Linked DNA regions of Homo sapiens: region 2 is linked to region 1. Evidence: chromatin loops called from intact Hi-C (ENCODE). Cell type or tissue: tibial artery. All regions are shown on one strand. Links, peaks and the distances in the headings refer to the core of each region. The heading gives the core; the rest is flanking DNA. Region 1 overlaps LOC105376553 (a long non-coding RNA gene). Region 2 has its middle 71 kb from the start of LINC02752.

Region 1 (2,907 bases), core at 110-2,609:
AGGGCAGCCTTTAAGTCTAATGATGTGTTTACAATTCACGCTCTGCCAGATATTAAAGCAACGCAATGCACTTGGGGATGATAAAGCATTACTTGGAATTGTCAGCAGAGGGACAGGCCCAAGAAGAGTTCCAGTCTGTTTTTATACAGAACAAAGATCACTGTCTCCACTACAAAGGATCCATGTGCAGATGGTGGCAGAGTGATTCCGGTTCAAAGGCAGGGCTTTTGCTGGAACTTTCCAAGCTTCGCTAAAGAGCAGCCTGACAGCTGATCAGCCAGCCCTGGTTCCAGTCAGCCCTAGACAGAATGAAAGGTGTGAGGATTTTCAGCCTCCATGATGGCATCAGGTTGTCTGTTGAAGAAAAAAAAAGAAAAAAAATGGAACCAGAAATATTTTGTGATTGGGGCATCTGAGAAAGTGAGCAAACAAGAAGCAGCAGAGAATGCTTACCCTTTGCATTGACACTTTTAGATGGTACCACCTCATCCTCCTCACGAGTCCCTGTCCCTGCCCTTTATGGCTAATGATCTTGCAGCCCCGCACAAGCTGCTCTCCCTTCTTCGTGTTCCTGCTTACAGTACTTCAGCTCCTCTCCTCCTCTACATTAACCCTGCACTTCCCAGGCCCCCAGTGGAGAACCCATTTCTACCACAGCCTCCTAAACTGCCTGTGTCAGATCAGAGGCCCTCCTGACATGACCGTCAATTCAGGGCCATCAGACACATTAAGGTGTGATTTACATAGTCAGTAATGGGGGTAAGAAGAGTTAGGGGATTCCACTATTGAGAGTCATAGGAAGGGAAGGAGAGTCCTCTTTGTCTTAGATGTTACTGACATCTATAACTTCACTTTCTTCAAGTATTTTTGATCAATTAAGCTCTGCTTTAAGGTTTATTCTGACTACCCTCAAGGGATTGATCCTGAGCAGACCAGAGTGGAGGGGGTGTACATACACAATAGGGCAAGTGACAGGACTTCCTTGGATCTCATCAAAACTGAGATGGTGCTCCTGGAGGCACCACAGAAGGAATTACAAACAGTCAAAACAATAACAAAACAAGGAAGGCAGCAGTGCAGTGGCCAGAAAAAACAAAAATTAAGCGAGTCAGCATGATGGCCACTTTTGCTCTGCCACCAAATCCTGTCTTTCTGTCTTTGTTCATCTCTCTTTCACTGAACACAGAAATAATACAAAGCCCGATGGACAGGACACTGTCCCAGAGACATTTGCTATCTCCTTCCTACCCACACTCTCCTCTTAGAGAAACTGTCAGCCCTGGCAGGGGCAGCGCTATGCATTTTGCCACCTGCTTCTCCCACCACCCTGAGTCTCGAGCCTGGCAAAGCTGATTGGACAGGAAATGGAAGCCTCTCAGCCAGAAGCTAGCCCAGGAATTTGTGACTGAGACACAAATGACTAAATCTGTTAGCAATGGGGAGGAAAGGAAGACAGTGGTACAGAGCAGGGAGGTAAGACCACCATTTTAGGGCAGCCATGGTGGACTATATACAAGTAGATGGGTAAACAGAGACGCCAAGAAACCAGTTGAAGAGAGAAGAAAAAAGGAGAAATGCTGAGGGAAGGCAGAAACAGAAAGCCATGTGAAAGAAAGAAAGAGAGACACACAGAGAGACAGAGAGTTCTCTACAGTCCTACAGTTGCATTTCATGAGATTCCCCTACCACAGTTAAGTTCCAGTGAATGGGCATCCTTGCCATCAGAAGATCCCTGACTTACATAGACTTTGAATCCCTACTTCCATGTTACTCACAAGCTCACTAAAGACATAATTCACCTTGCAATGCGAGCTCACTAACTAATGAGCAGCTACTAAGTGCCAGAGTGGTGGCAAGCTATGGATCAGAACACACCAGTTCTAAACACGCTTGGTGCTGCTGTCCTTGCAATAGTGAGTTCTCATGAGATCCATTTGTTTAAAAGCATGTGGCACTTCTCCCCCACTCTCTCTCTTGCTCCCACTCTTGCCATGTGATGTGCCTGCTCCCACTTTGCCTTCTGCCATGAGTAAAAACTCCCTGAGGACTCTCCAGAAGCTGAGCAGGCATCAGCACCACATTTGTACAGCCTGCTGAACTGTGAGTCAATTAAACCTCTTTTCTTTATAAATTAACCATTCTCAGGTATTTTCTTATAGCAACGCAAGAACTGCCTAACACAAAAGCCCTGTAACTAGAAAGTAGCAGAACCTGGGTGGGAACCTGGTGAGGCTGACTGCAAAGCCACATTCCTTCCAGTGCCTGTACTGCCCCTCCAGGGACATATAGAGATGTGTGTGTGTGTGTGTGTGTGTGTGTGTGTGTGTGTGTGTGTGTATGTGTTCACAATGAATGACAAAGAATGGAGCATGAGTGCAGAAACGTTACATATGGTGCTATATATGGGATAGACCTGCCCAATAAATTGTCTTGCTCTGAATGCCCATTGATAAACTCTAGAAGAAGAGAAACTTAGGAGTCAGTCTAGAAATTATTTTCTTTCATCATGACCCACCCCTCAACACACACATACTAATAGTCTCAAAGTCCTGTGGCTTTTTAGTCCTCCCTAGCACTACGTCCAGGTCTGACCATTTCTTCTTTTCACCATGTGCTATTTGTCTTCGGCTTCCTGGCACCTAACACTGTGCTTGGAGCAGAGTGGGTGATTGCTAATGTTTGTTGAAACCAATGGAACTGCTTAATCCTGTGGGATAAATGCTCCCTGTACAATGCCCTTGCCTTGAATGAAAACAGTTGATGCCCTCCTTACTTGTGATCTCAACATGAACATTTCCCCCAGGTCCCTGCAAAGTTGGTGATTGCTGCTTGGTTTCTTCACTCCATTAGGAGCACCACGCTTCATCATCAGTTGCTGTTCTCTTCAGAAACTCTTTATGTTGCCCA
Region 2 (2,907 bases), core at 169-2,668, 590 kb before region 1:
AATAGAATTTGTTGTCTAACTTGGATTTTAGCTGATTGGCTGATGAGAAATCAAGTCTCGATATAGTTTTAATCTTCATTTTTCTATCATGAGCAAGGTTGCACATTTTTTTCATACTTCTATATTTCTGCAGCTGAGATGAGCCCCCTATATTTTGGCTTTCACTTTGAGCCTCAGTCATATCTGGGCTTTTGCCTTGCAGGGCATGCTGTGACTTCTTTGGCCAGTGGGGTGACGAGGAGCATTTGAGGATACCTCTTAAGCCTGTGATCTTAGCTTTGCCTCTCTGAGGCCTACAAGCTGGAGATCAGCTTCAGTCCACCTGGGAACCAGTGAAAAACAGTAATAATCAAAACAGGCTTTACACCTGTATAGCAGTTTGCAAAAAATCTCAGATGAATTGTGTCATTTGGTCTTCTCAATAACCCCATGAAGCGTGTGCTTTCAACCTGTTTACAAATGGGGAAACTGAGGCTCAGAGAAGTCAAGTGACTCACCCAAGGGCACACAGCTGGAGAGTGGTAGAGCTGGGCCTCTTCTCGGGTCGGTTTGATCCCAAAGCCCTGGCTCTTCCCACTGCACCATAGAGAATCTGAACTTGACAGATGCTTTACCATTCAGGCTGCCAAGTGGAAACTGCAAGATGGATAATGAGGAAGTCATTTTTCAGGGGATCAGTGTGGATGAAAGATTAATTGATGAAATGCTGCCAAAAGGAGGATTCAGAGTCTGGATTATGTTCCAGGAACTCAGGGCACCAGGAGGAGGGAGAACATTCTAGAAGAGAAAGATAACAGGAGAGGAAAGAAGGAGGATGGAGATCAAAGCCGGACACTTGACATCCCAAACAGCTGGTCTCAGGCACTGCTTTTGGGTGGCAGCGCTCACGGGATACCCCTGCTTAGAGGCTGGCCACCTACTGGTCCCTCTGCCCCAGTTATCTTGGGGACCTGGGGTTTCTCTGTCTCCTGCCCTCCCATGCCACACCCAAGGCAGTGGCCTCCGTGGGGAGGCCTGCCTGGTACACACTGCTCAGATCCATCTGCTCATCTCCATGCTGCCAGCCCTGCCTCCCTGGGCTGGCTCCACTCCCTGCCTTCCTCTTGGACATGTTTTCTAGGGAGGTCATGTCTTGCTGCTCTCAGAGGCAGGCAGAGCAATGCTGAATTCTGACCCCATCACTTTTTGTGCTGCCTTAGAGAGGTCGTTCTCAGAACCTCCCTTCCCTCAACTGTAAAATGAGGATGGTATGCCTGCCAAGAAGAGTTGCGGTCAGGGTGAAGTAAGGTCTGGAAACCTCCTAGCCCAGTGCCAGGCCTTGGGAAACTGCTCCGTAAGAGGCGGCCATTTTCATCTTGGTGATGCCACCTTGGCCTCTCAGAAGCATGCCTCCTTCCCTGTACTGTGCTCCTCTCCAGCCTTCTCTCAGATAATGCTGGCTGTGATACTGGATTCCTGGGTGTTGTTTCATCCTTCCCCTTCCTGGGGAATTATTGCTTCTAACCTAGCTGCCCTGGGCTGAGAGGAGGGGCTGGGTCAGCGGGAGGCAGGAAGGGCAGCTTCGTACACAAGCCCTCCCTGGGTCTTGCTAACTTCCTGCCCACTCTCCTGTCCCCAACACCTTCCCACTCTGCTCCAGCCTGGGGGAGGTGGATGCAGCTCACTCTGTGTAACCAGTCCCTGGCAGAACCCTGTTCCAAGGGAGGACTCCCCAGGTCATCTCAGCTGGTGCTCCTGGGCTCTTTCAGGAATCTCTGCCTGCAGACCTCACCTGCTACCTCCCCTCAGCCCTTGGTAGAGCCATGATGGACAAGCCTCTTCACTGGCTTGGCCAGGAGAGCCTTAGGCCCTGGAACTAGGTGGGAGGGGCTGCCGGGGTACAGCCTCAGAGCTCAAAGATTTAACTCTCTTTCCTGAGGGGCCAGTTATAGTCCCTAAAATGCTTTAAGAGGAGGATCCTACCTGCCTCTTCTTCTCTAGCACAGCTAGAGTGATAACTTGGTAGGAGGACTGTGGAGGTACAGCAGGACCAGGCCTGTGGGCAGGAGAGGTGCCAGGACTGATCAGACTGGAGCTTGGCAGGGTTACTGGACCAGTTCCTGTGGTGGCTGCCAGGTACCCCAATGAAATAAGCCTGGTGCAGGCTGGCATCATCTGGTGCAGGGGCCTATGGGGAGGGGCAGCAGGCATCTCAGGAAAGCAGGGAGCCCGGAGAGGATCAGAATGGCCCTTTAATGAGCCCCTCTTGTGTGTTGGCATTGCATCTGTGTCAAGTGGGTGGTAACAGCAGAGCACAGGAGGCATATCCTGGAACCCAGAGAAAATGATGGCAAGAGCTAGGCCAGGAGCCATGCTGCAGCCTCGGAGACCGAGGCTCAGGGCACAGCCAGTTCCGGCAGATAATTGACATGCTAGGCAGGAAACAGAGGCAGAAGCCCAGTCATATGACCTAGATTAACATGATAGAGCTCAGGGGAGCCAACGAGTCTGTGAGAACACAGTGGTCCCGAGTTCTCTTGGGTCCCACCTGCTAATGGGGCTGAGACTCCCAGCCTTCTTCCCATCCTGCTCAGGGAAATCTCAAGGACTGGCCAGAGCTGACTGTGTAGCTGTTTTGCTTGAGAGCTGAGAGCCAGGAGGGGCTGGAGAAAACAGGATCTTTGGCTTTCTCCCTGGCTATAATTCACCATTTCTACTTCCCACCCAAATACTATGCTTTCTGTAGCTGGGATCTAGGTTTGAGTTTTCCTTCTTCTTACACTGCCAGCCTCTTGGCATCCATGGGCTCTTTTGATTAGCAGCCAGCAGAGTGTCTTCTAGTGGTAATGATGCTCCCAGGTTTGAAAAGTTCTTCTTTATTCCCAGGGATGAAATACTTCAAGCCCTTCATTATCTCTGTGTCGATGA

Evidence for each region. Peaks named below come from ENCODE experiments on the same cell type or tissue, not always from the same donor. Only the 100,000 strongest peaks of a DNase experiment are listed, where the experiment ranks them.
Region 2: a loop joins it to region 1, with 2.2 times the contacts of the local background. A loop is called at or near these places in 18 of 110 quality-filtered maps.

What each region holds. Positions count from the first base shown.
Region 1 is chr11:11,635,538-11,638,444 of GRCh38, forward strand. LOC105376553 (a long non-coding RNA gene) reads right to left here. Exons shown (of 4, transcript XR_931034.3): 4 at 1-354. Among named protein-coding and RNA genes, the nearest start is that of GALNT18, 15 kb to the left of the region's middle. In tibial artery, for the core only: no CTCF peak of the experiment used is centred there; a DNase peak (open chromatin) is centred at 1,354.
Region 2 is chr11:11,043,274-11,046,180 of GRCh38, forward strand. No RefSeq gene overlaps it. Among named protein-coding and RNA genes, the nearest start is that of LINC02752, 71 kb to the right of the region's middle. In tibial artery, for the core only: no CTCF peak of the experiment used is centred there; no DNase peak of the experiment used is centred there.